2 separate regions of the Mus musculus genome follow, and region 1 is linked to region 2. The links are chromatin loops, found by intact Hi-C in ENCODE. Cell type or tissue: heart. All regions are shown on one strand. Each heading gives the region's core, and the rest is flanking DNA. Links, peaks and the distances in the headings are about the cores only. Region 1 holds the start of Nit2 (nitrilase family, member 2). Region 2 holds the start of Tomm70a (translocase of outer mitochondrial membrane 70A).

What was found. Peaks named below come from ENCODE experiments on the same cell type or tissue, not always from the same donor. Only the 100,000 strongest peaks of a DNase experiment are listed, where the experiment ranks them.
Region 1: a loop joins it to region 2, with 4 times the contacts of the local background. A loop is called at or near these places in 17 of 42 quality-filtered maps.

What each region holds. Positions count from the first base shown.
Region 1 is chr16:57,157,789-57,174,521 of GRCm38, reverse strand. It overlaps Nit2 (nitrilase family, member 2), which reads left to right and starts at 7,190. Exons shown (of 10, transcript NM_023175.1): 1 at 7,190-7,241; 2 at 8,306-8,424; 3 at 10,204-10,324; 4 at 10,916-11,004; 5 at 12,738-12,831; 6 at 13,318-13,392; 7 at 14,377-14,455; 8 at 15,006-15,104. The coding sequence starts at 7,235. Tbc1d23 (TBC1 domain family, member 23) reads left to right here. Exons shown (of 19, transcript NM_001358433.1): 17 at 1,363-1,498; 18 at 2,705-2,899; 19 at 4,082-5,660. The coding sequence ends at 4,163. It overlaps Gm16892 (a long non-coding RNA gene), which reads right to left and starts at 7,153. Exons shown (of 2, transcript XR_003951893.1): 1 at 7,052-7,153; 2 at 1-3,128. In heart, for the core only: a CTCF peak has its summit at 7,739 (motif pointing right); DNase peaks (open chromatin) are centred at 7,171 and 7,731; H3K4me3 peaks cover 1,453 bases; H3K27ac peaks cover 1,194 bases.
Region 2 is chr16:57,109,715-57,126,447 of GRCm38, reverse strand. Tomm70a (translocase of outer mitochondrial membrane 70A) reads right to left here and starts at 4,734. Exons shown (of 12, transcript NM_138599.5): 1 at 4,254-4,734. The coding sequence starts at 4,586. In heart, for the core only: a CTCF peak has its summit at 10,173 (motif pointing left); no DNase peak of the experiment used is centred there.

The sequences.
Region 1 (16,733 bases), core at 4,645-12,644, 49 kb before region 2:
AGCAGAGCAGAAGTACATGGCCTGAAGAAACTGCAAGTTATAAGGAGATGGAGAAGATGGTAGTGTGGCGGTAGATTTGCCCAATCTAAGCGCACAGCATGTATTTATATTAATTGAGTTGTGTTTTCATTGCTGGGGCATATTTGGGTTGGAGATTTACCAAAACATCAAAGGATGTTGAACATTTCTTTAGGTGCTTCTTGGCCATTAGACTTTCCTCGGTTGAGAATTCTTTGTTTAGCTCTGTGTCCCATTTCTTTTAATAGGGTTATTTGATTCTCTGGAGTCTAACTTCTTGAGTTCTTTGTATATATTGGATATTAGCCCTCTATCGGATGTAGGATTGGTAAAGATCTTTTCCCGATCTGTTAGTTGCCATTTTGTCCTATTGACAGTGCCCTTTGCCTTACAGCTGCTTTGCAGTTTTCTGAGTCCCATTTGTCGATTGTTGTTCTTAGAGCATAAGCTATTGGTGTTCCCTTCAGGAAGTTTCCCCTGTGCTGTTTATTAAGTCAGAAACTGGCAAAGGGGAACACTGCCTTCCCTGCCTCGAGAAAGGTGCTTCTCACTGACATGCCAGGCCACAGTTGTGACATCTTTTCTCAAAAGTGCAACATGTACTCCCAGGAGTTTGAGTGGACTTGCTTACTGTAAGGGTTGTTTCCCGTGTCTCTGTAACAGAACCAGCAGGATTTGAAGTGCTTCCTTTTGTTTCTCACTGTCATGCCCTACTTTAAGAACACAACCAATAGTTTGTGGTTGCTAAGCAGTGTGTCCACATGCTAAGAAGTGTCCACATGCTAAGACGTGTCCACATGCTAAGAAGTGTCACATGCTAAGAAGTGTCCATATGCTAAGAAGTGTCCACATGCTAAGAAGTGTCCACATGCTAAGAAGTGTCCACATGCTAAGAAGTGTTCACATGCTAAGAAGTGTCCACATGCTAAGAAGTGTCCACATGCTAAGAAGTGTCCACATGCTAAGAAGTGTTCACATGCTAAGAAGTGTCCACATGCTAAGAAGTGTTCACATGCTAAGAAGTGTTCACATGCTAAGAAGTGTCCACATGCTAAGAAGTGTTCACATGCTAAGAAGTGTCCACATGCTAAGAAGTGTTCACATGCTAAGAAGTGTCCACATGCTAAGAAGTGTTCACATGCTAAGAAGTGTCCACATGCTAAGAAGTGTTCACATGGTAAGAAGTGTTCACATGCTAAGAAGTGTCCACATGCTAAGAAGTGTTCACATGCTAAGAAGTGTTCACATGCTAAGAAGTGTCCACATGCTAAGAAGTGTCACATGCTAAGAAGTGTCACATGCTAAGAAGGTGCTGATGGCCTTAACCCTTCTCTTCCCTCCCAGATGAAATCGACAGCTCGTCCATGTCAGATGATGATAGGAAAGAGGTTGTCAACATCCAGACCTGGATCAACAAGCCGGACATCAAGCATCACTTTCCCTGTAAAGAAGTTAAAGAAAGTGGACATATGTTTCCTAGGTACTTTTGAACATGTTTTTACAAGTAAACTCGCACTGGGCAAAGTCAATATAGACATAAAGTGCAAGGGACTTTTTATTCAAGTGCAAAAGACCTCATTTCCCACTGTCAACTCCTGTTAAGTGTCTGTTTTTAAAGGTCTTAGGCACTTTGTATTTTGGAAATTCTGAGACAGGACAGTGAATAGTACATTGAACACTCTGATGCCCCTCTCCTGGACATGTTGGCTCTTCACAGTCCCCATAATAAGTGTCAGGCACACCCAGGCCATCCATGAGCAGCTCACCCTAAGTGCTTCAGCGTACAATCCCAAGAGTACCAGCAGTTTCTGACATAACTCTGATGCCATCACTTTGCCCGAGTGTTACCAGTGCTGCCCACATTAGCCTTGGCAGTTTCCCTCCGCCCTGAGTGCGTCCTGCACTGCCTGCCTGTTCTCACGCAGTGTATGCTAGGGCTTTCCCTTTTCTCCTACGTGCCTGTTCTCTTCATGAGTCTAGGCCATGTCTGGCAAAATGTTTCAAATTCTAGGCATGTTTAATAGTTTGCCTTATTGTTTGCTATGTTAAAAGTGAGCTAAGATATAAGAGTTTTGAGGTTTTCTGCTTTAATTGTTTTTAAGCTATGCCCATTTTGCCTTCGGAATTTAGTTGCAGAATATTATAAAATATGTAAGGAAACCCAACAATTGTGTAATGGACTTTATGATATTAGACAGAGAATAGTTTTGAATACATATAATCCTGTTAAAAATTCTGAGAATGGAGCTGGGCGTGGGGGCGCATGCCTTTAATCCCAGCACTCGGGAGGCAGAGGCAGGCAGATTTCTGAGTTCGAGTCCTGCCTGGTCTACAAAGTGAGTTCCAGGACAGCCAGGGCCACACAGAGAAACCCTGTCTCGAAAAACCAAAAAAAAAAAAAAAAAAAATCTGAGAATGGCAGAATAGTCCATTAAAGTTAAAAATTATTTACACATTACACTCAACTTCTCATTAGAAAACATACCTTTACTCTTAAATAATTATGGTATTATCTGTTAATAAAACAATTTTACATAATATTAGATGAAAAAATATATAGCTTGTTTATCAAATATATTCATAGATAACTCAAAAATAATTCTTTGAAGTTGAATTTTTTACACTGGAGCTGTTGAACTGACATGTCTGTCGAGACCCAATTCACTTAAACTTCTTTTCTCTCAAGCCATCTGCTGGTTACCGCCACCCATATGTACTGCTTAAGGGAGATTCTTTCAAGGAAAGGCCTGGCTTACATCCAGTCTCGGCAAGCACTAAATTCTGTAGTGAAAATTACGTCCAAAAAAAAACATCCCGAGCTAATTACCTTCAAGTATGGAAACAGCAGTGCTTCCGGGATAGAAATCTTGGCTATTGAAAGGTAAGTTGTTTATTATTATTATTATTAATTATTACCTGAATTAATAGAGCCCATTAAGTGCAGGCTCCTTCTGGCTTTTGGTGAGTGGGTGTTGGCGGAGAGCACTGAGGTGCTCCGCTCCTGGAACAGTGTCATCTGTGAGCATCTTCCTGGTATCTGTGGCTTCTACACTGGTGCATGATTTCAGTTACGCTGTAGCAAATTTCACACCAGAGTCGTTAATGATAATCTAGGGGTCAAGAGAGACGACGGCTCAGCAGTTAACAGCACTTGTTGCCAAGCCTGACAACCTGAGTTCAGACTCTGAGCGCTACTTACCACTCCATGACATAAGTACTCCCCACCCCCACTGAGGCAGTGTCATATAAGAACAAAACAAGAAATACTGTAACAGTCTAGAGACTCTGCTCTGTTGTGAGGGCTAGACCTCAGTTCCCAGCACCCAGAACCCACGTCCAATGGCTCACAGGTGTTATACTCCAACCTGCAAGACATCCAGCTGGTCGGGGTGGCATGCGCTTTTAGTCTCGGCAATGGGAGGCAGAGGCAGGGGGATCTGAGTTCAAGGCCATCGTGGCCGATAGAGTGAGTTCTAGGACTACACATAAAAATCAAAATAAAACCCAAACAAAAAAGACATGCAGCACCCTCATCTGGTCTCTGTGCACATAGATACACATGTGCAAAATATATATACACAAATAAAAACAATGTTAGAAAAAGAATTATACAAATGCTACACTAAATGCTGATTTGTGAGGAAATAAATTTGTCTTAGAATGTTAAGTTGGTATTTTATTTTCCATCATCAAAACTTCTTAACCTGGAGATGGTTTGAATCTTGTTTAGACAACTTAATGTTTTGCTTAAGGTCAAACCAGCAAGTCCCGGAGTTGCCATTGTCTTGGGAATTGCATGCCATCAAATCCTAATTGTAGCAGCTTAAATCCCATCTGTACTAGACAGCAAGGACGGTGATTTACCCGCCTTTTCTTTGGACATCACACATACTTAGTAGTTGAGAGATTCTTAGCTGTGTGATAGATGAAAAGTCCCATGGCTTTGACTTTGGAGGTAAGTTATGGAGCACACAGCAAGGCATCTCTGCTCCCTTATGTGACCCCTCAGCAGAGAGCTGAAGGGAAAGTGCTGTACTAATCCATATGTGTCTTTCCCCCATAGGTATTTGATTCCAAATGCAGGAGATGCTACCAGAGCCATAAAACAGCAGATCATGAAAGTGTTGGATGCTTTGGAAAGTTAATGTAAAAGAAAGTTATTTAAGTGAAATTAAGGCAACGAAGAGAAATATGAAAATATATTTCCTGACTCAATACTAAGCAGAGACCTTTGATTTGCTCATGGGGTGCCTGAGTAGAGGGTCTAAATGCAAATTATTGTAATCAATACCGGGATGGGTTCACTTTTTTAACAGTTTCTTTTGCATCTTTGGTTTTATATAATGATTTATTATAAAGGTCAGTTATTAAATGACTTTGAAGTAACTGGCCTTGTGCCCTATGGATCCAAGGGCACAGAATGCAGTTCTGTTTTGAAGAGCTGTTTTAAAGGACATGCATCATTTTCAGGTTTTAAAACAACTGTACACATACATATTTGCAATGTCTTCACTGAAATTTAGGGATAGAATTAGTTGAAGAGATTTAATTGCTACATTGAGTTTTACTACAATGAGCATTATCGAAAATAAACGGTTAGACTAATGATTAGCTCACTGTTCTGTTCTTAAAAAGATTGAAGTCTGTTGGATGGAATGGATGGAGATCATAGCAACTCAAAACACAGCCCAGAGTGAGACACCGAAGGTCAGCTTCCCCATCTTCCTTCCTCCAGTAGGTAATTATCCAGAGACTAATTGCCTCAGAGATAGTGAGCCTCACCCCAAGTTGCTAAGGAACAGTTAACAGCACTAGAAGTAAGTAGGCATGTTAAGGTTAAAATTAGCATTTGGGGGACAGAATTGTATCTGTAAAAATGTCCTTGGTCTTTATTACAAATGGGTCATTTGGTCTAGGCTGTTTCAAAATGCTTTGCCACACTGATTATCCTCCTTGAAATGATCACCCGTGACCACACTAATGTCCAGTTTTTAAAAGAAAGATAATCAGAGAGCTGTAGGAATTTCCCATTGTTTCTCTATCACTTTCTAAAAGTTCCCCGGTTTTTGCCGTCGCAGTAAAGTTTGCGTGGTTGGCACTTGTTCCATCCTTACTCTCTGAAAGACGGACGCCGTCTGCTTTGTTTCGCAGCTTGCTCAGACTAGTCACTGTGCTGAGAGAGCCGGAACAGCTTCCGACCATGGGATGATTTTTATAAAATCTGTCTGAAAAATAGTAAATAGAACCTGCCATGTCATAACATGTAATAGATTTTTTCCAAGGGGTTGGTTGATAGAAATATCTAGATGTACCCCACCAGTAGCCAGTGTTTTAATTTGCTTAATGGAAATCAAGTGAATGGTAACATAATTAAAAGAACTCTATTCTGATATCTAAATAAAAACAATGTATTTGAGTGGTTGAAGACATTTGCATGAAATTGCACCTTGTACGGTACTTGATATTTATAACTCTTCCCCCAAACTGTTGTATTTCATTTCTTCCATTTTCTCGACACCCTCTTTGAGATGTCCTGAAGTCTCTCAGCTATGGGACTTTTTTTCATAATATTAATGTAAAGATGTTTGTGTTACTGTTTATAAATTACAATTGTAAATAAACTGATACAAGTTTGCTCAAAACTTCTGCCCTGGAGGATGTCTGTTCTCTTTATCTGTATTTTGCCTGCAGATTAAACATTTGTCTTATATATGTACCTTAGGCTAAAACCAGTGGCACTAGGTGGGTGCTGGGGTGCTCATAGCCCCAGCTATTGAAGGAGGAAGGAGGATCAGTTGAGCTCAGGGAGTGAGGTTTCTGTGACCTTTCCCCCCTCTTTCTACTAGAGCTGTCAATAGATCTGTCACCTTAGACCTGGCTTTGTCTTCAGTAGTTGCCATGGCTACCAGGCCACTGCAGTTTCTAATGCAAGATGAAGATGGGGTAAATATGTTAACCCTGGAAGACATAAGGCCATACTGCAACCCATCCCCACACCTTCCTCCAGCGCATACATTCTTTGTTCACCCCGCTTCCCCAGTGTTCTCAGGTTCTTGGAAGAAACAATTCTGTGATCCCCTCAGGACGATGTAGGTGCTTAGATCCAAACCCAGGTCCTTTGCAAGAGCACCAAGTGCTCTTAACCACGGAGCCATCTCTCCAGCCCTGCTTTGTCCTTTTCAAACTGCTGTTTATGGTTCTCTCTCTCTCCCTCTCTCTGTCTCTCTGTTTGGCTCTCTCTGTCTCTCCCAAAGTTTGTGAAAAGCTCAGCCCCACTGAAGACAGCTGACTAAAATTTCTTTTGGGGATCTGATCTGCAGGCTTTCTTTCCTCTTGTCAAGCTCTCTAATCCCCTTGGCTCCGTGCTCTGCAAATGTGACAAGGTATAGACTTTAACTTGCAAGCACTGCAAAGCTTAGAAAGCAATGTCACTAGCTGGGTGTGTTGCTACAGGACTCAATCCCTGCACTCAGGAGTGGGAGCAGGAGGATTAGACGTCAAGGTGAGCCTTAGCTACATAGCAAGTTAAAGTGCAGCCTAGGCTACAAGAGACCCTGTCTGAAAACCGGAAAAGCTCAAAACAAAAATAAATATTTACATAAATGATAATGAATAAAAATTAAATAATAAATACAAAGGTCAAATCGTAGAATACTGCTTAGCACCAACTCTATCTCTTTCCCCAGCCCAGTTAGGAGCAAGGTTCTGAAGTCCTGCTAGCCTAAAACAACCAGGTGCACTTCCTCAAGCCAGTCAGCATGGAGCATCGTTACCCTGGCCACTGCCATGATCTAACCTGAAATTTATGTCCTTTGTGCCACAAGTAGGACCTTTCTACCCCAGACCATTTATGGCACACTACCATAACGTAGGCTTCTCTTTTTTGACTTTGCTTTTGAAGGCCCTATATAAAGAATTTGTAATTATCACTTCTTGGTGTATGCAACCGCAAAGGGTGAGCCATTTTTAGTACGGTGCCCAGGCAAGAATGTAGACTGGTACTGAATGTGCACAAAGTCGGAGGCTTACTCACCTACATTACAGCACAGCACAAAACAAAACAGTAAAATCCTCAAAGCTCATCGAGGCTCCGCCCCTCGACCCAGCCCTTGACCACGCCCCTTCTGCGCGCGCGGCTCGGCCCCGCCTTCTGCACGCTGCGGAGGAGATTGACTGGCAGGAGTCCCTGTGGCCTGCGGTGCACCGTGGAAGAGCCATGTCTAGTAAGTGGCTCGTGGTCTGGTTGTCCAGCTCCCAGCGGGAGCGGGGTCCTCCGTGCGGCGGTGCAGATGAGCCGGCTGGGTCCTTGCGTCCCCCGGTCAGCCATGCCGGTGGCTCTTGTCACCGGTGTCCGCGGCGCGGCGAAGCCCAGGGGCGGCTGGCCGTGCGAGCACAGGCCTCCGCGCGGGGCGTCCTGTGCTGTCGGAGCTGGTCAGCTTGCGGGTTGGGTGGTGGTGTCCAACTCGTGGCTCTGACTTCCTCGCCTCACAAAGCGGTGGATAATCACACCTCACTCCGCAGTTCCTCGTCTGTAAAAGTTTATAGTTGCACTGTCCTGGCATATTCATGTAAATGTTGTTCCCGTAATAGGCCCGTCACTCGAGGTGTTTTCGTGCCCTCCGCCCCGACTTGTTCATCTTCAAAATCATTAATCGCTTTCCGGAGAAGGGGAAGCAACAAGTCTTGCACACGGAGGACCCCAGTGGAGGGGTTTTCCTGCGTAAGCCTGCAGAGGGCGCTTTTGCACCGGCCCCTAACCTGGGTCGGGACCTTGTCCATATTGGGTGGCTTTTGGAAGAAGCTAGAAACAAAACTATAGTTTTATTATCCTTTCCTGCCTCAGGAGCAGAGGCAGTCTAACTTCCTAGGGTTAGGGGAGATATTAGTGAGTTTCTGTGATACTCTGGTGACAGCTCAAGGTCTGTTAACCTGAAAATAATGCCAGGTTTTGGTTTCATTTGTTTTTATACAGATTCTGGCACTGTTCAATTAAGAGGTGTTAGGGGCTAAATGCCTTTTTTTTTTTTTTCTCTCTCATCATATTTAGGATAAGCCAAGGAATGAGCGATCATAGTTTTTATACTTTTAAGGAGAGCTTCGGCCTTCTTCAGAAGCCAGGTTTTGTCAGTGTTGTCGATATACCCCTTTAGATTGCCAGTAGTTGGGTCAATCAAAAACCATGTTCAAATACTGCCTGATATCCTGTTTGAGAATCCTGGCCCTGGGTGAACTTAGTGGGCAGATCTGATGACTTTTTTTTTTTTTTTTTTTTTTCTTTTTTCCCCAGCTTTCCGCCTGGCCCTCATACAGCTTCAAGTTTCTTCCATTAAATCAGATAACCTTACCCGGGCTTGTAGCCTAGTGCGGGAGGCAGCAAAGCAAGGTGCCAACATAGTTTCTCTGCCTGTAAGTATCAGGGCAGCCTGCCCATTCTTCAGGAGCTGTGGATCCACCACAGTACTGCGTGCTGGCAGTGGTCCTCTTATGTCCCACCTCCAGCAATGCCTTTTGGAACCCTAATATTGTTTCGTATTTGTCTCATCTTTCACAAAGACTAGTAGCGACCTTTATCATAAGATGTCAAACGTGGTTACAAGTTTTGAACAAGATCACCTCCCCTGTTCAGACAAGCAGTAAGAAATCCATGGGGGGCTTCCTTAAAGACTCACTCAGGGCCTGTACAATTACTTGGTACCTTACCTAAGTCAGGCTTTTTATTGTCGTGTTTTAGGTCAGACCACATTGCTTTAGTACTGTTCAGTTTTTGAAAAATTGTCTCGAGGTTTGAGTTGAAGGTTGTATCATATTTGGTGGTAAGTACAGCCTCGGAGATCCTGAATGACCAGGGATCAGTTAGCAAAGGGAACACTTTGAGGAGCCAGAGGTCAGTTCCACAGGAGCAGTCTTACTTTGTTGTTTCAAGGCAGGCTTTCTCTGTGTAGCCCTAGTTGTTCTGTCACTTGCTCTGTAGCCCAGGGTGGACTCAAACTCAGAGATCCACCTGCTTCTGCCTCCAAGTGCTGGGACTAAAGCCCTGTGCTCCCACTGTCTAACCACTCTGTTTTTGAGGTGAGGTCTCTCACTGGGACTTGGGACTCACAAGTAAGCTGGACTGGCTAGCCGGCAAGCCTCGGAGAGCCTCTCCTCACTCCTCCGCTGGTGTTGGAGTTATGAGTGCATCTCCTCACGCCGGGCTTATTTTACATGTGTGCTGAGCATCTAAGTCATGCCCTCATGCTTTTGGGACAAGCACTTTACTGGTTGAGACATCTCCCAGCACAATCCAGTCTTCCTTTTTAGATCACTGTGTAGCCATGGCTGCCTGGAACTTACTATATAGAACAAACCTGATGTTCTCTGTGCATCAGTTACAGGACTCATCTGTACCTGGCACCTAACCATGGTCTCTTGTTAGTTGATGTTGTTGAGATGAAGTACAAGTCTAGGAGGGAAAGTGCTTGGAGTTATGTGCGTGCTTGCTTAGCTCGCTGACTCTTGACATGCTGGTCATTTTTAGCATAATGCCTGGTACGTAGACACTGTTGTTAAATGCAAAATGAGTGAACTTAAATTGATATCCGGTAAATGTTTACCTGTTGTTTTCTGACATGTCAAAGGACTGCAGAAGGCAGACGTGTGTTGTATGCAAGTATTAGTGTCTTTGTCATTTTTGGTGTCTGTGTCCCAGCCCTGTCTTTGTTTCATCCTCACCCACTTTTCCTATCCATGAGAGACATCATAAAGATGTCATAAAAATGTCAGAATGGAGTTAGAAACAGCTTATTTGCAGTTAATAAAACAGTTTAACTTCTGTGGCTTTCAGAACTTTTTAATGCATAACTTTTATTGCTTTACATAATAAGTGGTATAATTTTGAGCTCTAGACTTCACCTCAGGATTCAAAAATCACAGAGTAAACATGATTTGTGATGGACCTGGATGTCCAAGAACTGGTAATCCACAGGCTCCAGGTCTAGCCTTCTGCCAGGTTACCAGTCCCCTGTCCTCGCCTGGGCTGGTTGCCTGTCTGCTTTCCATTGAACGTTCTTTAGCTTTAGTTGAATCTTTTCCTGCTGGTGTTTTCTCCACTCCAAGCCGAATGGGCAGTGCTGTGTTTCTACTTTCTGCAGATCTTTAAATGGTTTGCCTGGTTTCCCCCTTTTTCCTTCTCTAACATGACTCTAGGAGTGCTTCAATTCTCCATATGGAACAACCTACTTTCCTGACTATGCAGAGAAGATTCCTGGAGAGTCCACACAAAAGCTTTCTGAAGTAGCAAAGGAGAGCAGCATATATCTCATTGGAGGTACTTCTTGCACCTGGTGTAACACCTAAATATTAAAAAGGCTAGAATGACTTCTGTTATATTTAAACATTTTAGCCCTTGAAAAGAATGAGGTTGCCAGGAGTAGTGGCATACACCTATGATCACAGCACTTAGGAAAGCTGAGGCAGGAGGATTGTAAATTCAAGGTCAGTTTGGGATACACTTCAAGATATACTAAGTGTAAAAAATGCAAGTTTGTGTCTTAACATTTCTCAACTAGGGCCCGTGGGATTCAGTTTTGTTGTAAGACTTGATGGATTTGAGCAATGAGGAATTCCTGATTTTGCTTGGAAGTTACATATTAACTGCTGCTCAATATCATGACTGAATTTCAAGGGCATTTTGGTTATTTTTTAAACCTTTCTTTAACATCTGGACTAGTTATATTTCATCACTAATTTGGAGCTTAATCACTGTAAGATATATTTAAGGGGGAAAAGAATGCTTAGAATAAATGTTATTATTGGGCCCAAATGACTGTTTGCCAGGCCTTTAACCTACTCTCACAAGGTTATTGGCCCATTCCTTTTTGTTACTGTTTTGTGTGACTGTGTATTTCTTCAATGGAAGGCTCCATCCCTGAAGAGGATGCTGGGAAACTGTATAATACCTGCTCTGTGTTTGGGCCTGATGGAAGTTTACTGGTAAAGCACAGGAAGGTAAGTTGTGCCGATCTCATCGCCTTCCAGTTTCTGTTTCTTGCAAGGATAGAGATGTAATTAATCTTTAAGCCACTGGTTCTGTATGGCTCAACCTTGTTGAACTTGTTGCTCTGTGTAGGATCTCAGACACACCGTTAAATTTTAGGTGCTCTTAGGTGGGCAGTCGTAGCACATGCCTCTTCATTTGAGGCTAGCCTGGTCCACAGAGTGAGTTCCAGCCAGGACTACAGAGAGAAACCCTGTCTCAAAAATCAAAAAAGAAAGAACGTGTCCTCGAGTCGTTTCCAGTCTCAGAAGAAACATACTCACTATTTTACTCGTAAATATGACGTTTCAGAAGTGCTTAGTATGACTACTAGATAAAAAGCATTCCCTTCCTAGAGAGTGTTTCTGCTTTGTTTTGAAAACCATGGTTGGTTGTAGAAGTTTCCTGGGTACAGGCTGGAGAGGAAGCTCAGTGGTAGACTGCTTTCATAGCATGGGCAGGGCCTGGGTTTAGTCACTGTCGTTGCCCCTCCCCTCCTCCTCAGGCACAGCATACATTACTGTCTCTCAGTATATGTCCTTGAGATCATATGGCATTTCCTTTACTAATGTGATAAGTTACATTGCTTTATCTTCTGATATCACAACATTTGTTGTGCTTGAAACAAAAAAATCTTACTTTAGCTAGGCATTTGGTGGTGCATACCTTTAATCCCAACACTTGGGAGGCAGAGGCAGGTAGTTCTCTTGAGCTGGGGACCAGCCTGGTCTACTATGTGGTTTCCAGGAGAGCCAGGGCTACAGAGAGAAGCCTTGTCTTGAAAAAGGAAAAGGAAGGAAGGAAGGAAGGAAGGAGGGAGGGAGGGAGGGAGGGAGGGAGGGAGGGAGGGAGGGAGGGGAAGGAAGGGGAAGAAGGGGAAGGGGGAAAGAAGGAAGGGAAGGAAATGAATAAATCTCATTTGGAATTGTTTTGCAAAATTTTACCTGGATTTTGTGTTTGTCTTGAGACAGGGTCTTTCTGGGTAGCCTAGGCTGACTTTGAACTCCAGTAGTCCAGACTGGCCCAGAACTTGTGGCAGTCCTCCTTTCAGAGCATCCTTAGTGTTAGAATTACAGGCATGTGCCACCATGCCAACTTACTTGTTTCTAAATGCTGCACATTCCTTTTGCTTTCTTTGTTGATAGTGTTGGTTTGTGTTTGTTTGTTTGTTTGTTTTTTTGATATGGGCTCTATGTAGCCCTGGCTATCCTGGTAGACTGGTTGGACCTCAGACTCAGAGATATACCTGTTTCTGCTTCCCAAAGGCCTCTTCTTCTTTTGCCAGTTTTGTCAGTTTGATGCTGATTCTGAGAAATCTTCCTTAGCATTTGGGGTGAATAAGGACAACATAATGCGTCTACCATGAGCCTGCACATTTTTCACATCTGGAGACAACAGGGGTTGTAAAAGCCACATCATTTCACCATTTTCCTGTAGTAGAAAGGATAGGCAAAATTGTTAACCTGTTTCTTCAGAGACTGAAAACAAGATAAAGACACCAATTACTTAAGGCCCTGCCTGAGATCCTACACAGAGCAATAAAATAAGTGGTTGGATGTAGCTAGTTGTAGGTACAATATGGCCAAAACTGGGGATGATGTTTGTGCTGTCAATCTTAGAGCATGTCCATATCTGACCATCAAGAGATATCTGCCACTACTGCTCTTGAGGCCAGAGGTAACCAAATCAATTATTTATGATGCAGATCCATCTGTTTGACATTGATGTTCCTGGGAAAATTACGTTTCAAGAATCTAAAACATTGAGCCCTGGTGATAGTTTCTCCACATTTGATACGCGTACGTACCAGATAAGTTTGCCTCTTACAGGAATCCCAGAGAAGAGGAGCAGGTGTTTTCCCTTTTATGTCTGTCTCCAAGTTTTTCACACATTCATATTAAAAGTTCAGAATTAGGAGAGTAAGCAGTCAGAGATCTAGAAAGTCTGGGGAGAATGGAACCCTGGGATTTTGACATAGCTCTTCCATTGGGTTACAGCCTCTGGACCATGGCATCCAGGGTGTTCCTGTGGGCCACCATTGACACATTGTACTTAATTCATTACATTAATACATTGCATATTGTTCAGAAGGAAGTTGTCAAAGCTATCCTGAGGCTGACAGTGTTGTCTTTGAACGATGTCCCAGTAGGATTGAACTTACACCTTGTCTGTGTAGGAGTCCTGGGTTAATTCTTTCTAGTCAGGGTTTTAGGATCAGAGCAGCTCTACTCCCCCATTCTACACCAGAGGTTCACTTATTTGTGCATCGTTCTTTTTGGAAATAGCTTACTGCAAAGTGGGCCTGGGCATCTGCTATGATATGCGCTTCGCGGAGCTTGCACAAATCTATGCACAAAGAGGTGAGTTAGGGCCACAGATGGGTTACATAGCTGCTTGGGGTTTGATTCTGGGGTGGTGTCTGTGGCATGAAGATAGCCCCTAACAAAAGTTGCTCAAAAAAGCAAAACACAATAAATGTGCACAGAATGTCGAAAATACAGTGTTAATGTCTCTGCATCCAGTACTTCCACAGCAGCTCGCTAAACAGGCTGAGCATGGGATACTATGGTTACAGGGGTGAGGGTATGTGTGATCTCACACACTCCATCCATAGTAAAAGCTTTGTTCTGGAATATTCCCTTTACCCTTTGAGGGTAAATATCATGGTATTTGGAGTTACATGGGGCCAGGTAGAAATGCAGCAATGGTCTGTACTCTCATGGGTTTCAACACTCACATATATAGTCAGTAATATTTTGATTTGGACAACTTACTGCCTGTAAAAAATGAGACAAGTCAGAAGTTCTGGTAGCACATGAACACTCATTTTGCCTCTCTAAGAGGGTGTGGTTCCCTCAGAGAACTGGTATGACAGAAGATGGAGAGAATTTACAAACTTCTGATGCCATTCAGCAAATACCAGTGTCCTTACTAAGCTACCGAAATGACTGACACTTAACTAAGTGCTATGGATGATTGACAGCTGTTTAGCAGATGAGGTGCATGCATTCTGGGCTTAAGAGTGTCTGAAACTGTACTGCCCCAAATCGGTTGGGAAGTCACAGTGTACATCTCTTCACTATGTGGTGCTGAGCATCTGAGGCCAAGTGACATTTTGATAACATCATTCTTTTTAAAAGTGAAGTTTGACATCAGCCATCCACTGCACTTTTCTTGTGGTCGTGTTTTATACGTATATCTCTAAAAACTTAAATTCAGAGCCTGTCTTACTAGGCTGACCTCTTTTTGTGTGTGGAAGAGTTTGAGTTCGGCTCTATTGGATGAGGAATAAGGGAGGGAGTAACTGAGTGCTCACCGTTGCACTTTCTCTCTCCCCTCTGGAGGCTGCCAGCTCTTGGTGTATCCTGGAGCTTTCAATCTGACCACAGGACCAGCCCACTGGGAGCTGCTTCAGCGAGCCCGGTAAGAAAGGAACCAAGCATCTCAGAGCTGATACATCTATCAGCCTTAGATGGAGCCCTGCCCCTTGTCTGCCTGCCTTCCCTGGCACCCAGACGCACTTAGAAAGGATGACTCTGCACAGAGAGCTCTGCTAGGTACTGTCTCCGATGCCATAGCAGTTCCCTCAAGAGATGCTGGGGTTAAAGGCATTCTACAGTGGCTGAATGCCACTCTATTGTACGTGGGTTTTATCTCAATAGTTAATAGACACAGGATGTTTGTTTCTTGTTTCCTGTGATAGTCCAATGCTGGGTTCACATGTCTTTCCATGTGCTGTTTCATTTCCTTTGGACTTGTACCTTTTAGTGGGATTTCTGGACCACATGGCCTGTTTTAAACTGTTAGAGGCAACTCTACTGCTTTCCCCAAACTCTTGCTCATTCCAATGTACAGAGGCCTTTTCGTGTTTACTTCTAGTGTTTTCGTAGTTTGCCTTTTTTTTTTTTTTTAATTTTAAAGAACTGTATAAAGGTCTGCAACGTGCAATGTATTTGCTTTCTGTTGACTACAGGGCTGTTGATAATCAGGTGTATGTGGCTACAGCCTCTCCTGCTCGGGATGACAAAGCCTCGTATGTGGCCTGGGGACACAGCACTGTTGTGGATCCTTGGTGAGTATGTCTTAGGCTGAGCTCAGCTGGAAGTTGAAAGATGATACAGGGTCATTTTTCTACAATTCCTACCCTTTCATCCATACACCCGGACAAGCATAAGGGAAGCTTTTTACTTGCAACCCACATGATAAGAAAGCGGATCCTGCTTGCTCAAGTGTTGTCATCTTTGCTTGTCTAGGTAGTCCTGGTAGTCATACAAAATAAACAAGGCAGCAGCGTAGGCAAGCGGTTGCTTTTAGGAAGAGATCTCAGAATTCTTAGTTTGCATCTGGCTAAAATTTAGGCTGAGTGACTGGTTCAAGGGCAGGAATGAGAAGCAAGGCAAGAGTGTTACTCCGCGTGTAATGATTAGAGATGGGGGACTGGGTTAAAGCAGTGGTTCTCATGCTGTGCGTCACAACTCCTCCACACATCAGATATCCTGCATATCATATATTTACGTGATTCATAATCGTAGCAAAATTTCAGTTATGAGGTAGCAGCCATAAACCATAATTTTGTGGTGGTGGTGGTGGTGGGGTCACCACACCATGAGGGTCATACCATTAGCAAAGTTGAGAACCATAGGGTTAGAAGAAACTGACTGTCCCCCGTGAAACGGCAAAGAATTTTACCACTGAGAACACAGAACATCACACAGATGTTTCTCCATGGACATATCACACGGTTGGCAACTGTATGTGTAATTTGACATTCACATATAGAATCTCAGTCAGACACATGTCCTTACTAGAACTTTGGACTTCAAAAGTTGGCTTTGGTCCAGGCTACTTGTGTATACACACACAGTATTTCTACAATTTCAGAATAAATAAAGGGTCCTAGAAAGGAGTGTCCCCTGTGTGTATGATTCTCAGTAGTTGCACACACCAGGGTTTATGGGCATTGGAGAAGTGGGTTAGGCTGGATTCTGTCACATTCCTATCTAGATGTTGGTGAAAGGCTCCACAGCCAGTTCTCCTGGTGGCTACCTAGAGTGGCTGTTGCAGAGTAATTTTTGTGTGTTATATGCGCTTCCTTTTTTTTTTTCCCTGAAGGCTTTTGAGGCCTTTCAGCCTATGACTTTAGGGTGGTCGGTGTCTGGGTGGGAGTGACATTAGAGAAAGAACTTTGAATTTGCCAGGACAGATGGGTGGGAATTAGGATTCAATCAAATGAAATTAATGGTATTGGTATTTCATCCTTGCTGAGAGTCTGTGGCTGTCTGATAAGTACAGTCAGTTAATTGTGCCAGATGGTTTGTTTTGACATATTTGGAAATTAATCATTTCTCCAGATAGATATATTATTGAGGCCCTGCACTGGGCCAAAAGGCTGGTTACTGCAAAGTTTTCCAGAATAGCCTTCACCTGGTCGTTTGAAGGGCTGTTGCTCCTGTCAGCACACTCTTGTTATTCAGACACTGGGTAAAGTCTTGTCCTCCAATCCGAAACTCCAAAGCATAGGGAGCCAGGGATCTCAGCCACACAGGTAGAGGGTTCTTGTAAATCTGGACCCTGTATAGGCCCGGCCTCATTACCCTCAGATGTGGTTGCAGTTGGGAGCACATGAGGGACAGACGGAGACCTTCCTTAGGAGGGGCTTTTTCCTGTTGACTCTTGGCAGCTCTGTTCCCAGATACTTATA
Region 2 (16,733 bases), core at 5,848-13,847:
ACAGCTCAGTGGCTAAGAGCATACACTAACTGCTCTTGTAACGAACCTGAGATCTGTCCCAGCACCCATGTTGGGCTGCTCACAAACGCCTCTAACGCAAGCTCCAGGAGAATCTGATGCCCCTGGTCTTGAGGGGCATTTTCACCCAGATGCACACAACCATGCTTATCATCACACTCACTTAAATAAAACCAAAGCACTAAAGGAAAACTCTGGGAAAGAGGACAATTGCATTTTGAGGAAGATGATCACAGCAAACAACCCCAACCCTTCTACTAACATGTCTAAATACTATTTATTCTCTCATAGATCTGTGGTTCCCAACAGATATATTGGGATATCAAATACTGTGTATTTTTGAATAAAGTGTACATCATACTTTATATGCATGCTCATATGCTGAAGTCATCTTGACATGATAATGCCTAATACATGGTAGATGTTAGTTTCTTAACTGTTTTAGAGTAATTAAAACAGGAGTGTGTATGTGTAGTACAGATTCAAGGTCCACTTCAGATCCATTTTAGACCTAATCACAATATGTCAACAGCAGTTAAGTTTTTGTTGTTGTTTTTCTCCCTTGAATATTTCCACTCTACAATACTGTATTATGTGGAATAATATCTGTATAATGGCTAAAAACCTTGAATATTACAACATCTACTTTCTCCTTATGAATCATTGATTTTAAAGCATGATGGAATAAAAAGTTACTATGAGGGGGATGGAGAGATGGCTCAGCCATTAAAAGCACTGACTGCTCTTCTGAAGGTCCTGAGTTCAAATCCCAGCAACCACATGGTGGCTCACAACCATCCATAACAAGGTCTAATGCCCTCTTCTGGAGTGGCATTCTGAAGACAGCTACAGTGTACTTACATATAATAAATAAATAAATAAATAAATAAATAAATAAATATTTTTTTTTAAAGTTACTATGAAATTAATAAAGTTATGAAATTGATACTGCTCTTAAGCTAGTGCATACCTATTAGAGCAACTAGGACACTAGGCTTAGTGTGTATTTGTTATTCATCTGAGGTAGCTCAAATCTAGAGTGAGAAGTGAAATTTCTAAAGTAAGAAATTTCCCAATGATGAAAATCTGTAATTCAAGTTTGAAAAAAACTACTAGAGTAAGACAGAACACTGGTAAATTTTACAACTATTTAAATGGAGCATGGTTTAATATTTTACCTCACTCTTACAAACTATCAACTGTCAGATGTTTTCTTTAAATATCTTGAAACCAACATGAACAGGTTTGCATTTTTCTTCCAAGCTTTTGCAAGTGATAACTGGACATGGCCCATGTTACACGGGGGAACATCTACCACTGGTTCATTTTATATTTGGGCAAACATTAAGCCCAAAGACAAAACTAAACAGGTTTTCTTTTCAGTCTGCTAACACTGAACCCTGAATAGATATCTGGTAATTCCTTAATCCTGTTAAAAAAAAAAGGTAGTTATTGTGCAGCTGGAGACACAGCACCTAGAAAGCCTGTTGTACCTTCAGCTGAGACAATGCAGAGCTAACGCAGAGGGAGTCCTTCAGCCATAGGAAATACGGATGAGTTATACGCAGTTATATCAGTTATATCAGTTATACACAGACACTCGTAAGAGTCAAATATGACTCTCTACCAACACTTAAGAATATAATTTCCACTAGAAAATAATGATTCTTAATATTGCCTTGCTAAACAATAATTTAGTAATTCCAAGTAAGATTTCAGGACCATATTCCTAAATTCTACATGGTGAGGTTAAAAAAAAAATGGCATGTTCAAGTGTTTTGCTCAGTTTTATTTTGGGACAAATATAATAACCATTTTAAAGCAGAGAATTCAACAGAAGTCAGGCCAATCAAAATTATTCTTTATAAAAACTAGAAGCCACTTATAAATATTAAAATAATTAGTACTGCTGCAGACAATGTTGCAATACTAAAAAGGGAATTTACTAATTATTTCTGTGTTATATATGTGTAAATGCATACACGTGCTTATGTGCAACCAAGTGAGGGTGTTCTTGAACACTGGAGGTACTGGATCCTCCTGAAGCTGGAATTACAAGTGTGAGCTATCACACAAGGGTCCTGGTAACAAGCTCATGTTCTCTGCAAGAGCGATATGCACTCTTTAACTGTTAAGACACTTCTCCACGCCAGCTCCCCTTATTCTTAATTTATGATTACTATAGAACTTAAGAACTTTTATGTAACGTTTACTTATTTACTATTCCAGATTAAAATGAAATAGAAACTTTAGATATGAAATTTTCACATGTACAAAATTTCACATCTATGGAAACAATAACTGAGTCAAAGAAGGCTCTTGACAACCACCTTCACGGGCACTCACAACCACACCATTTCTTAAACAGGCACTTACAGGTTGCTTTGCTAAAAATGCCCTTAAAATCTCACTCTGGCCCATAGGTGACTGAAAGTAGGACAAGAGCATAACATCTCTGCATTCTGTCCCCTTCAGCTCAACTGAACCCAGAGGTTAAGTCATTGTCCTTAACCTTTTCCTCGAGTCACCTTGGATTCCAGAGCACCCCTCAGACGAGGGTAATTATCCTGGATGTTGAGTCCATGCCCTGGGACATACGCAACTGTCTTACAGGGACCAGACTAATCCCCTTAGGAACCCTTCCTTCAGCCCTCACCAGCCCTCACAACTGCCATACCACTTCTTGACCAGAGCTGCTTCATTTCCATACCTCTTGCCCAGATTCTCCCATCAGTTAAACCTTAAAGGTCTGGTGAGTAACCTAAAAACTTGGAAGTTACTGGAACCAACTGACCATCCCTCTTTCCAGTATGGCAACACTAAACAAATCTTTGCTTTTTGCCATTATTTATCTCTGTAAAGGGCTTCTTGGAGTGTGGTTGCTCATCATAGTTTGCTGGGGCTGCCAGTGCTGGGCTTTCATCCTAAAAACTTTGGTTTAACATTTTAGTGCTGGATGAAATAGAAGGGACCAAATATTTTAATCCTCTTAGCCTACCAGGATGACAATGACATAAACTGAGCTTACCAAAATAACAATGCTGGACAGGACAATGTAGAATGGCATCTCCTCAGCTCTCAAAGATCATGGTTCCCTCCAACATTGTAAGTTCTGGTTAGAAATTGGCTGTTTAACTTCCCCATAGGAGAGAACAAACAGCCTTCCTGCTAGCTAGCACGGTGACTCACACACAGTAAGTACTATCCCTGGAGTCATATACCAGAGCCTCTGAAGCTACTTAGGAAAAGAACAACGTGTCTTCAGGCTGAATGGGATGAAAATGCCTGCCATTCATTTAACTGTACAGTTTTTCTCATGAGTGTTAAGTGCACATAGGATGCGTGTGTATAAAGAATTTCCTCAGGCACATACCTGGTATTTATTTACCTGTAAGTTTCTCTGAACTTGGATTACTCTGGTAATACCACCACAGAATTCCTGACCCAGTAAAGTCCCTTATCTCACTCAATCTCAGTCCATGCCAATTCTCCACACAGCCGTCAAACTTGTCAAAAAGATTTAATAGTCTGACCACCAGATCCGATAGAGCAGTTTATCACTCCAATGCTTGTTATAACACCAGAGACTCTTTATCAGGCTTGGACACATGTATATATATGTCCAGGTGAAATAGAACATTTTAAGATGTGCAGCGGGGGTGGGGGTGGGAGGCACAGTTCCTTAAAAACTGAACTATTTCCTATATACAAAGCTACCTAATGATTTTTTTGAACTTTGTAATAGTTGCTAATCTCCCTCCCCAAACACACACACACACACACACACACACACACACACACACACAATCAGAGCGAGAGAGAAACTCCGAAAGAAAAATGGCTTGTTTTTAAAAGGTTCTTAGCAAAGTTCTGGTCTTGGGAAACACAATAACAACTCACGGTACAACTCCAATCGTTCCGTGAAATTTGCCTTTCTTCGCTTAATGGAATTACTATATTTGTGCATGTTTCCCATACCTACATACTAGGGATAAATGCTGTGTCACTTAGAAGAAAGGCAAAGTATTCTGTTGGATCCCAAAGGAAATTGTCAAAGAACGTCTCTACGCTAGCCAGCCTGGAGCTGCTATTCCATTCCCTATAAAGGCAACCAGAAACGACTCTAAAGTCACTCGGCAGTTTCCGACCGGTGGGAGGGCCCCTCACCCGCACAACGGGTCAAGGAAAAGCTGCATCCGCTCGTTTTCACCTCTACGGCCCGGGCGGCTTCTCACCATTTCCAGGGAGTCCCCAGAACCGTCGTGGTGGCCACTGCCCAGGGCCGGACTGGCCCTGCCCTCGGGGGTCTTCCGTTCACTGTTGCGCTTCAGGCCGCTGGCGTCGCCCCGGCCTCCCGCTTCCCGGCGCCTCCGCCTTCGGCTCCACAGGTACATAGCCCCAGCACCCAGCAACAGGGGCGCCCCGATGGCCAGCGCCACGTGCCATCGCGGCAGGGTCCCCGCGCCCGAGCCGGGGCCCGCAGTCCCACCGCCACCGCCCACTCCATTTCCAGAACCGGGCGCAGCAGCCGCCGCCATCGCCGCCTCTATGGGCTTAGAGGCGGCCATGACGACTGTCCTCCGCCGCCGCCGCGCCGGTCGCGGGCGCCACGGTCACCGGGCAGCGTGGGGAGGAAGCCGGGAGCGTGGAGGGAAAGCAACGCGCGAGCGAGCACGCTAAGCAGCAGGAGCGGACGACAGAAAAGGGCCAGAGGTCACCGGAAGCCCGGGGCATGCCGGGCTAGACCGGCGGCTGGGCCCGCCCCTATCTACTGTACAGGGGAGAACCACTTCCGGGGTCAGAAGGCCTGGCGCTCTGGGTGGCTTTTCCCTTTCCTCTTGCAGGCGGTTGCCTAGAATCGCTCGGGAGGTCTCAGGCCTTGCGTGACTGCAGACCTCTTCTCCAGGACAGAAGGACCCGTGGCACTGTCGCCAGTGCGGCGAGGAGGGGCGTGGGGGGCCGTGTGCAGCAAGTGTAGAGGGACAGCTCCCTGTAGCTCTGTGAGTGGGCGGGACTTGCAGAAGCACTGTGAAGGGAATTGGCCAGCAGGGATGGTGGGCCTCCCAGTTGATTGGTAGGATCGGGGAGGGGGGTGTGGCTACGTTGGTGCCTGTTAAAGACTGAAACTGTGGGAGGGGGGAAAAAGGGTGAGACCATCGTGCTGTGTAAACCAGCTTTGTATATTTCTGCAATAGCCAGATTGTAGTTTGGACAAATTTGTAGTTCCTGGGACAATGACAGAGGGCAAAGACTAGATGGAAACTGGGGAAGGTAGGTTGACTCATGGAAGTGACTTGCAGCCTGTGTGCTGCACCTTTAATAGTTACAAAGGGCAAGGATGTCTGTTAGAAGGCTTTCCTATTGGCTTTCCTCGAGGACCCCGGATCACCGCAGGCATCTTTACGTGTGTATCTTAAAATGGATTCCACCTGACATCTAGCCCATACAACCTTCCCTGGAGCACAAGTGTCTGTCACAACACTTTGAGTTTGCTCACTTATTTGAAATAACTTAAATTTTTAAAAAAAATTTATTTCATTTATATGACTACACTGTAGCTGTTTTTCAAGCACATCAGAAGAGGGCATCGGATCCCATTACAGATGGTTGTGAGCCAACCATGTGGTTGCTGGGAATTGAACTCAGGACCTCTGGAAGAACAGTCAGTGCTCTTAACTGCTGAGCCATCTCGTCAGCCCTGAAGTACTTTTCTTAAGCCTTCATGAACTCTGGATCTGGTCTCAAAGCATGAAGTCTACTTTGCAAGGTGTTTGGAATTCACACAATTTTCAAGAAAAAAAGGCAAAGCATGGATAATTAAATGTTCCAGGCTATGGCTCTTCATTTCAGGTTTGAACATCCTTTTGTCAAACAAACAAACAAACAAACAAACAAACAAACCAAAAAAACAAAAACCAAACACCCATAGATGGTCATTTGGCTTTTAAGTACCACAGGATGCTCACCATAATAGCATTACATGAAGATGCAAAGGCCAAGTTGTGTCAACGTGGAGTGATTAAAATAGAATGTTCCAGTTTGAAACTTCAGGGCCTTTTCTCTTGCGTCATGTTGGTTCTCACCAGTGAAATGTTTGCACTAGCAACAAACTGAAAATGGTAGTGTAACTTAGTTGATCAAATAGAGATTGCTGTAGGCACTGTTCTCACCCCAGAACTTCAAAATCGGAATCTCATGCCCTCTGAGTAATCTTGGATTTTTCAGAATAACAGCAAAAGGATTCTCCCCCTATAACTTCACATTTTTTTCTGTGATATCTTGGAGGACTAAAGGCTCCCAGTTTGAATAAACCATTGGAACTAAAACACATTTGAAAGATTTTCACCTTTGTTAATTTTGTGTATGTATGTGTATGGGTGCACCCATTCCACGGATCATGATATGAATCTTTGGGAGTCACTTCTTTTGTCCATATGGGTCTTGGGATCTTTTATAGCACCAGCAAAATGATCACACTATCGATTAACAGTTTCTGTTTCTTCCCCAATTATTACCACATTGCCATAGTTATTGGTTCTTGTATCTGCTACTCAAGTTCATCTTGGGTCCTTGAAGAGTAGGAATCGTGGTATAGTAATCTTAGTACTTCTGGACCTGTTGCTAAGTTAGACATATGATAGGTATTGTTAGTGTTCCTGCCCAACACAATTCCTGAAACAGATAATGCAGGGAATATGGGGAAAGAGGCGCTCTTATTCACTGCTGGTGGAAGTGTAAACAAATATAGCCATTATGGAAATAATATGAAAAGTTCTGGAAAAATTATAGAACCATGTGACCCAGCTATACCATGATTGGGCATAGATCTAAAGGACTCTATAGTCTGCCACAAAGAGATTTGTACATTCATGTTTATTGCTGCATAAATTAAAATATTTAGGGAATGGTAGCAGCCTAGATATCCATAATGGATGATTGGATAACAAAAATGTGGTACATACACACAGTATCATTTTACTCATTGCACAGAAAAATGAAATCATGAAAATTTCAGGAATGGATAGATCTATAAAGTATATTATAATAGTCTCCCATATGTGGATCAAAGCTTATAATGTCTCCATATACTAGTGAGAGGTCGGTGCAAGTATAGGTTATGAAACCAGGGAGAAGGCTCCTAAAGGAGGAATATAGTTGTTGAGGAAAGGTGAGGGGATGGGCAACAAGACATGTAACATACAAAAAAAAGAGAAAAAGAAGCTGTGGAAGATTATAAGGAAGATAAACACAGGCGTGAAAAGGGGAAGAGAATAAAGAAAAATACACAGTAATTTTACTTGAAATGTCATAAAATAACTTAATGTTCTAATTTTAAAACTTGTAAGTAAAAAATTGAAATTTATTTAGATGGAAACACAAAATAAAGACAGGTAAAAATATCCACAAACTATGCCTTCAGCAAAGGAATAATATCTAGAATCTATACATTTCACATTTCAACATTAAAAGGGCAAATAATTTTATTATAAGATAAGCCAAAGTCATGAAAGACAGTCACCTTACTGAGAAAGATAAATAAGTGAAAAATAAGTTCATGAAAAGATTTTCAACATTAGCTATTAAATAAAGGTGAATTAAAACCACTAAGTGGGTTGAGGAGATGGCTCGGTCATTAGAGTGCTTGGTACCTGTCTTAGTCAAGGGTTTCTATTCCTGCACAAACATCATGACCAAGAAGCACTTGGGGAGGAAAGGGTTTATTCAGCTTACTCTTCCACATTGCTGTTCATCACCAAAGGAAGTCAGGAATGGAACTCAGGCAGGTCAGGAAGCAGGAGCTGATGCAGAGGCCATGGAGGGATGTTACTTACTGGCTTGCTTCCCCTGGCTTGCTCAGCCTGCTCTCTTATAGAACCCAAGACTACCAGCCCAGAGATGGTCCCACCCACAAGGGGTTTTTCCGAAAACCCTTGATCACTAATTGAGAAAATGCCTTACAGCTGGATCTCATGGAGGCACTTCCCCAACTGAAGCTCCTTTCTCTGGGATAACTCCAGCCTGTGTCAAGTTGACACACAAAACCAGCCAGCACAGTAGCCAAGCGTGAGAACCTGAGTGTGGATTCTTGGCTTCCATGTATTAATACAGAGCTAGGAATGCACGTTTGTAATTCCAGTGCTATGGAAGCAGAGACAGGAGGATCACTGTGCGCTACTAGATAGCCAATCTAGCTGAATAGAAGTGCTCCGGGTTCAGTGAGATAAGCCATATCCAAAACCAAGGCGGAGAACTTCAGAGGAATTATGCCCAAACTTGACCTATGTCTTCCAAACACAAACCTGTCACCATGCCTGCCAACCTGAATCTGAAGCCTGGTGGAGAGATAACCAATTCATGCCAAGTTGTCCTCTGACTTCCCTATCTGTACCACGGTACTTGAATGTCCACACACATACACACTTGCATATGCAAACAAAACAAAAAAATGTAATTAATTTTTTTCCAAAATAAAAAATGAAGTACAATCAGCATTTCTACATTTCCAAAAGAAACAGAATCTTATGAGTGGCAATGAACTCAGTCAATCAGGATGAAAAGATCTTATAAAGCTCCGAGTGGGCAGAAGGGTGGCAAATGAGTGCATAAATTATACATGAGTTATCAGTCACAGTGAAAGAGGGGGAAGTAGGGTTACTATACATGGCTCCTTGCAGATAAATGCAGAGGCTGCTTCTGACAGCAGAAGGAGCAGCCAGTTGATGGAATCATGACATGACATTCCCATGACAAGAAAAGTAGCACCGCCTACTCAACTGAAGATTTGATGGAAGTTTAATAAAGCAGAAACCATCAGGATCAAGAGACAATTACCATCAGGAGGGCTCAGGAAAAAAAGGGGGATTCTGCAGAAGTAAAATAGGAAAAAATGCAGTAAAGAATATCCTGCTGGAAGCAGCCAGAGTAAAGGTGAAGGGCAAGGATTACAGCACAAAAGAATTTTGAACTAGCAGTGATGATGGTGGTGGTCGTCGTGGTTGTGGTTGTGAAGAGGGCTGTTGGGGATATAGCCACAGCAACTGTGCTGATTCCTAGCTGATACCAGCATTAGTGGTAGTCAGCAATCCTCATGCTGGACTGGCAAGGATTGTGGAAAAGCTGAAGCAGCCAGGAACTTGTTCATTAAATAGCGCCTCTTTCCCCATATTCCCTCCACCACTGGATGTTGTGTATTTTTTTTTTAATGGTAGCTATTCTGATACAGGTGAGATAGAATCTCAGAGCTTAGTGTTGCATTTCCCTGATGGCTAGTGATGTTGAACTGTTTTTGCTTGTTTGTTTGCTTGCTTTGTTTTGCTTTAGTGGAGGTTTAAACTTTTTTAGTTATATTGTAGGTATTAAATTCTTGTTTGAAGTATCTCCCATCCTGCAGGCAGTTCTGCTTGGTTTGTTGATTATTTGCTGGGCAGAAAGTGTTTCATTTCATGAAGTCCTGCTTGTTAATTCTTGGAACACTTCCTGTGCTGCTAGAGTTCTTTTCGTAAAACTCATGCCTATTCCTAAACCTATACCTTGAAGTGAGTTCTCTGTGTCCATAGCAGTTTCTGCATTTCAGACTTCATGTTCAATTCATTTTGTATTTACTTTTGTATAGGGTTAGAGATATGACGCTAAATCCATTCTTCTACAGATGGATATTCAGTCTCCTCTCCCTCGTCATAGTGCTTTTAAATTTAAATAATTCAGAAGTCAAAGATTAAAATAATTTACTTTTCTTCCTCAGTTAGGGCCTCCAAGACTATTCTAGGTTTGGTGATTTGTTGAAGGGACTCAAAGGACCCAGCATGTGTCAAACTCATAACTAATATTTATTACAGGGAAAAGATATAATGAAGATCAAATTGACCGGGTATATAAGCAATGTCATGAGCAAATCTAGCTTATGTTTCCAAGAGTCCTCTTCAAGTCTAATCACAAAAGATATGCTTACTTTCTTAAGCAATGAATTGTGACATGTCAAGTAAGATGTTTATTAGGTGGGATCATTGGAGACCTAGTACCTCCAAGTTTTATTGAATACTAGTCTTGAAGGTAGTCTTAACATGGCAAACACCCAGTTTCTAGGCTTCCAGAAGAAAATCATTTTTCCAGCATGCCCTGATTTAAATGGCCCCCATAGACTACATGTTAAAAGCTTGGCTGCCATCTTGTGGTGCTATTGAGAGGTAGCAAAACTTTCAGGAGATCTCATTCTGACTATGCCATTGAAGCACTTACTGCAATACTGCTCTCTTCTCTTTCTCTTTCCTCTCTCTCTCTCTCTCTCTCTCTCTCTCTCTCTCTCTCTCTCTCTCTCATCTGTCCATCCATCCATCCATCCATCCATCCATCCATCCATCCATCTGTCTACCTGCTTTCTGGCATCCATGATAGGTGAGCAGATTTATTCCAAACTATGCTCTCTGCAATGATGTTCTGCCTCACCACAGGTACCAAGACAGCAGATCAAGCAAGGAGTATACTGAAAGTCCTAAAGCCATGAGTCCTAAGTAATTATTTCTTCTTTTTAAGATGGCTATCTCAGGTATTTTGTCACATGGTGCAAAGCTGATGAACACACTGTGTAAACCACATTGGGTAATATAAAGAATTTAAGCAAGTCTGATAATTTAAAAAATTTACCTCACCGCAGGAACACTTTATTATCTGAATTCTCAGAGGCTAGTAAATAACCATTCTTTGTGATCAATCTTTTCTAAAGATAGGCAGTTTCAGTCATTAGTATATTTAAATATAATTCAATCTCTTGGACAAGATGTTTGTATCTTTATTATCAATCGGATCCCACATTATAGAATGAAATCGATCTACAGTATTGACTTTAAATGAAATCCAAGAGTTGCATATTTAGGCTGTTAAATAAATCCAATTAACTGTAACAATAAATCTGAGAAACTAGATTCTTGAGTGGAGAGGCAAGCCACCCAGCCCCGCTGCCGCAGCCTCAGCCCTGTTAAGTATGCTCCTAGTCTCTGTTGTTAGTTTACATTGCAATCTCTTATCATCCTGGTATTCAAGAGCTGTTGTGAACAGCACCTCATGCCTTCTTTCCCTGCAGCTCCCCAAGTTCTGGGATATAAAAAATCTGAGATCACAAAATCAGTTCAGAATAGACCTTCTAACATCTTAGAAGTTCCCTGAGCTGTGTACACTTTGGGGCAGGCTAAGTAATTGAAAGGCTTCTTTACATCAGCTGTATGATAGTTTTATTACTGAGTTAATTAGGGCAAAGTGATTTTATTAAAACAAAATCAGGATGCTTCATTTGAAGTCTATCACTTTACCCTTTTACAGTGATTACTTTTTCCTGTCTTTTACTTAGAAGGGTGCGGTGCATGAAGAATGAGATGATTTATACAGAAAACCATTCTAAGATGGGTACAGTGACTCATGCCCATAATTCCAGCACTCAAAAGGTTGAGGTGGAAGAAAGACTATGAGTTTGACACTGGCCCAGGGGTGATAGTTTCAGGCTAGCCTGAGTTGCAGAGGAAGACTCCTCTAAGGAAAGGAAAATTGTATATATCTTTATACAGTTTGGTCACCAAAGCATCATGTTTTGATTAGGCCCAAATCCCTAATTGTCAAAAAGTTCAGAGTGTTCTCTGAACTCTATGCTTTTCTGTCCTACCATTTGTTCAGAAATTCAGAAAACAGTCTGGAATTGTGAATCTGTATGGATTGAGTCATATTCAGTCTGATGAGAAAAATGAGTAAATTTGGCTCTCTGTCCATTGTTATTCAGAAAATCTAGAAAATTGAACAGAAAGAAAGCTCTGAGACACACCAAAGAAGGAATGTTGTGTAGTCATTTCCTCCAAATGGAAACATTCCCTTCAGGAGGAAGATTCATTAAGACTCGGAAAAATAATGAAACTCACAAGACATAGGAAGTTTGTGAAAATTACAACATATACAGAACCTCTCCCCAGGGTTATTTTATTTCTAGTAGTTGCTGGGTAGAAGAGACTTCTCTGACCTGGTGAAACTGCCTGCCTCCAAGTTATGTAGAGAGTTACAAGAGCTGAAACGAATTGTCACTCATACTGGGGTGGGATTTTCATCATTGCATCTGTCTCTGAATTGTCTGTGTTCCTGTAAGTATCTCCAGCAAATGCCTTTCTTAGATCTGTCTTTGGTGCCTTTATCTCGGGTAAGTACTTGTTCATGTCTCTCCAGAAGTGTTCCATAACAGACAACTGTATCACCTGGTAGGGTGGAGGAAGAGACCCTACTCCCCATGGAATGTTCTTTCTCATCTTGCACCTTCTAAAAGGGAACACAACTTGAGATAGAATTCTTATGAATGTCAGTGCATATTGTATGAGTTACTTCTTTATTATTGTGATAAAACACTGTGACCAAGGAAACTTACAGTTCTAGAGGTTTAGAGTTTATGATGGTGGGACAAGGGCATGGAGGTATATGGCTGGAGCAGCAACTGAGGGCTCACATCTTGATCCTTAAGCAGGTGCCAGAGAGCACATTTGGAAGGTTCAAGTTTTATGAAACCTTAAAGCCTTCCCTCAGTGACACACCCCATCCAACAAGGCTCTATTTCCTAATTCTTCCCAAACAATTCCACCAATTGGGGACCCTGGTATTCATGGGAGGCAATATCATTCCAACTACCACACACATGATCATTAATGTCATATACCAACTTGATGTTGTGCATGAGTTACTCAGATTGAATATTGTTTTGGGCTCTGTCTCTAAATGTGTTGATGAAAATATTTGAATGTCTTGACTTAGTAATGAAACTTGCTCTCCCAATCTAGATAAGTATCATCCATCCACTGGAGGCTTGAATCTACCAAAGGTATAAAAGTTGAGGAACGAGCAGTTTTCCCCTACCTATTTGCCTCATCATTGCTTGACTTGGAACATTTCATCTAATTTTCCCATGACTTTGAATTGGCATTTACAACATTTATTCACCCTGTTCTCATGCCTTTGAAAGGAGACTAAATTACTCTACCAACTTTTCCTGCCTGCAGATGGTAGATTGTGAGACTTCTCAAATTCCATAATTATATGAGTCAATTCTCCAGTCCATACATATTTCTCCTCTGTCTTTGTCTCTCTGTCTCTGTCTCTGTCTGTCTGTCTGTCTGTCTGTCTGTCTGTCTCTCTCCTCTGTGTGTGTGTGTGTGTGTGTGTGTGTGTGGCAACTCTCCTACCTGACAGTTCCCTGTCCAGTTTAGTTGAGTGCTTGATTTTCCATTGGCTGAAAGGACCACCCAGTGACATTCAGTATTTTGGTTCTATTACTCCTTGTAAAAGGATTTATCTACAGTAGCTTTATGGAGAGAGCTGGTTTTGCTCCCCACAGGAGATGTTTTCTGCTTTTTTTTTTTTTCCTGAAGTAGACAACCAACAATGAAGACATGGTTGTGAATTCTCTTGGGACTTTGAGAAGCAGCCCTTTACTAACGTGAAGTAGAAAGCACACATGTTCTCCAAAACAAGAACTAGAGGTGTCAAAAGCAATTTTGATGCTTTAGTTTTCTTTTAACATAAACTTTGGTGCCATGCTGTAGGAACACTGACATAGTTTTCAAGACTATTCTTACTCATTTCAAAAGGGATTTTTCTATGGTAAGTAACCAATAACTCACCTGTTTGAAAGACCTTTTGGAGGCTGGCAGAATGATATAAATAACCTTGCTTCAAAATTGGGTGAGATGCTTAGTAATAAATTTCCCTGGACACATGATGACCTATTTGAATCTCAGTCCTCCAATTCAAGATACAACACCAGTCACCCAAACACAAGATGCTTATAATGGAAATAGCATTTACCTACCCTGAAAATAAAAGACAGGGACTATTTTATTCATAGAACACTTGTTTTGCTTGTTTGTTTGTTTTGTTTGTTTTTAAAGACCAACTCAAAGGAATGCTCCAAATAATCATACTCTGAGCTTTAAAAAAGTGGGGTGCTTATGCAGTATACGGCACACAGAAGGAATAACTACTACTGCAGAACTATGAATACTTCTCACAGACCTAATGTGGATAGCACACTAATCATCATTGGCGGCAGCAGCAGGACAAATGTCTACAATGCCATTGCAAGAAATTTCAAATGCCATATTTGAGGGCAGAGGTCACCAGTGGTAACCTAAGGGCTTATAAGGTAGTTGGGAGATAGAGTGAGCCACATTGGATGCTGCAAATGTATCCTCAGCTACAGGGGTTGGTAATGTAGGGACATGTATGTGCAAAATTCATCAAGCGGTATGCTTAATATTTGTATATTTTAAATGCATACATTATCTTTGTGAATGTGTAGGGAATATTTCAACTCAAAGTAGCCTTTGTCCCAGGATCTGGATTTTCTGTCACTATCAATTTATTAGAAGAGTATTTTCCTCAATGAATAGCTTTCAACTTGCAGTCACCCACCCTTTATTTGTGGTCATTTATAACTGGTCTACAGTTGGTGGGAATAATATGAAGGTCATACTTCACTGCTTTGACAGCAGGAGATGCATCACATGCTATTGGCAGCAAGGTATAGGGAAATCTAAGCAGTAGGCTGTACTTCTACCTTTAGGCTAAAAGCCCTGAAAGAATTGTTTTAAAGTTTCCCAATTTAAATAGACAAAGGTGAGAGGAGTGTGGGCTGCACAGTTTATAAATAGACAGTGCTGAAGGCTGACTGATGATGAAATGGTTGTTGGGTAGATCTTTCTCCTTAAGGATGTTAAAAAAGACTTTATCAGCTAGGCATGATGGTACAGACCTGTAGTCCTAGAATTTGGGTGGCTGAGGGAGGGGGATCACAAGATCAAGACCAGCCTGGACCAGCCAAAGCGATCCCGACTCAAGCAAACAAATAAACAAGGATGCTATTATCAAAAAATTATTTTAAAAATACTAGTTTACTCTGACCTCTGGAAGAGATTCAGAGGTTTCTCAAGTCAGCCTTGCTGGGTGATGTTTTTCTTTGAGACTTTTAATATCTTAATTCATTGTTGCAAAGAGTATAAAGGTGATGACGATCATGATGTGTCTTTTGCCATTTGGACAAGAAGCTTCTGTGGTCATAGCCAGAAGGATAGGGATGACAGAAGACTTTGGAACCGCAACATGGTCTAAGAAACCAAAGATGCTAGTTACAGGAAATTCTCCCTGCCCAACCCACCGAGTTATCACAGAACTGGAGAAAGCTAGAGTGGCATCAGGAGACTCATCTTAGAGAACGTTTAAGGAAACTGATGGTTTAGAATCAGTACTTCCAACTCTTTTTCCCCCCCTCTTTTGAGTCTTTTTTTTTTTTTTAGTGGTCTTAACTTTTGTCTATTAGGTAATGACTTCTTCAGTTTTTTAGTAGTCAAGGCTATCTTTCTTGTTCACACAGCTCTGGATAAGACATATAATCACTGCATGTCAAGCTTCAGGCCAACAGGAAGAAAGCTGTTGTGTGTAAGAGCCTTTCAGAGGCAGCTGTGCTAAGCGGTGCTGACTACCAATCAAGGTTGTTTAGTTTTGGAACAGGATAGGCTCAGGGCAAAGACACTGCAGCCCCCAGCAGAAACCTTATCTTGTTATGTCATCAGGAGAGTTACTGCAATTGTTCCAGGGCAATGTGACATTGAGATACCACCTGAATAGTAACCCTTAAAATACAAACACCCCCTTAGAATGTGCTATTCGGGTTTTTTGTTTGTTTGTTTGTTTGTTTGTTTTGTTTTTTTGAGACAGGGTTTCTCTGTATGGCCCTGGCTGTTCTGGAACTCACTCTGCAGACCAGGCTGGCCTTGAACTCAGAAATCCGCCTGCCTCTGCCTCCCCAGTGCTGGGATTAAAGGCGTGCGCCACCACTCCCAGCTTTCTTGGTTACTTCTTACTCTGGAGCCTATTGTTTATGTAAAAGCCATAGCTCTTATCTTAAAGGGGATAAGAGATAGTTTCTTATTATGAATCCATTTTGAGTGAACATGGCCCAGGAATACAAATTTTGGTTACTCCAAATTCCATTTTCTAACATGGAAGTAGTTTCATGAAGTATATATATAAAAAACAAAGGAAGCCATAAGACAAAAGGATCTAACAGACATTCTAAAAACAGACTAAACAAGATACTTCCTTCTCACTGACTATGGAACTTCCCTCAAAACTGATCACATATTAGGACACAAAGCAACTCTCAGTAGATATAAGAAAATTAAGATAACACCCTGTATCCTATGATTATCACATACTAATGTTGGATATCCACAATAATAGAAATAGCAGAAAGTATACAAGCATATGAAAGCTGAAAACTCATCACTGAAAAGTTAGCCAAAACAGAAATCAAGAAGGAAATTAAAACTTTTTAGAATAATATGAAAATGAACAAAGCATACCCAAACCTATGGGACACAAAGAAGGCAGTTCTAAGAAGCAAGTTCATAGTCCTAACTGCTTATATTACACACAAACAAAACAAAACAAAAAAAACCTAGGGAGAGTTCATATTAGAAATTTAACAATACAATTGAAAACTAGAAAAACAAGAAATAATAACCTAACATAGCAGATAAGAAAAAAAAAAAACAAACAAACTCAGAGCTGAAATCAATAAAGTAGAAACAAATAAGCAACAAAGAGTCAGTGAGCATCTCTGCTCGTTGGTTCTCTGAGAAAATTGACAAGATTTTCTTAGTTAATTTATCCAAAAGTTGGAGAGTAAAAATCAATAA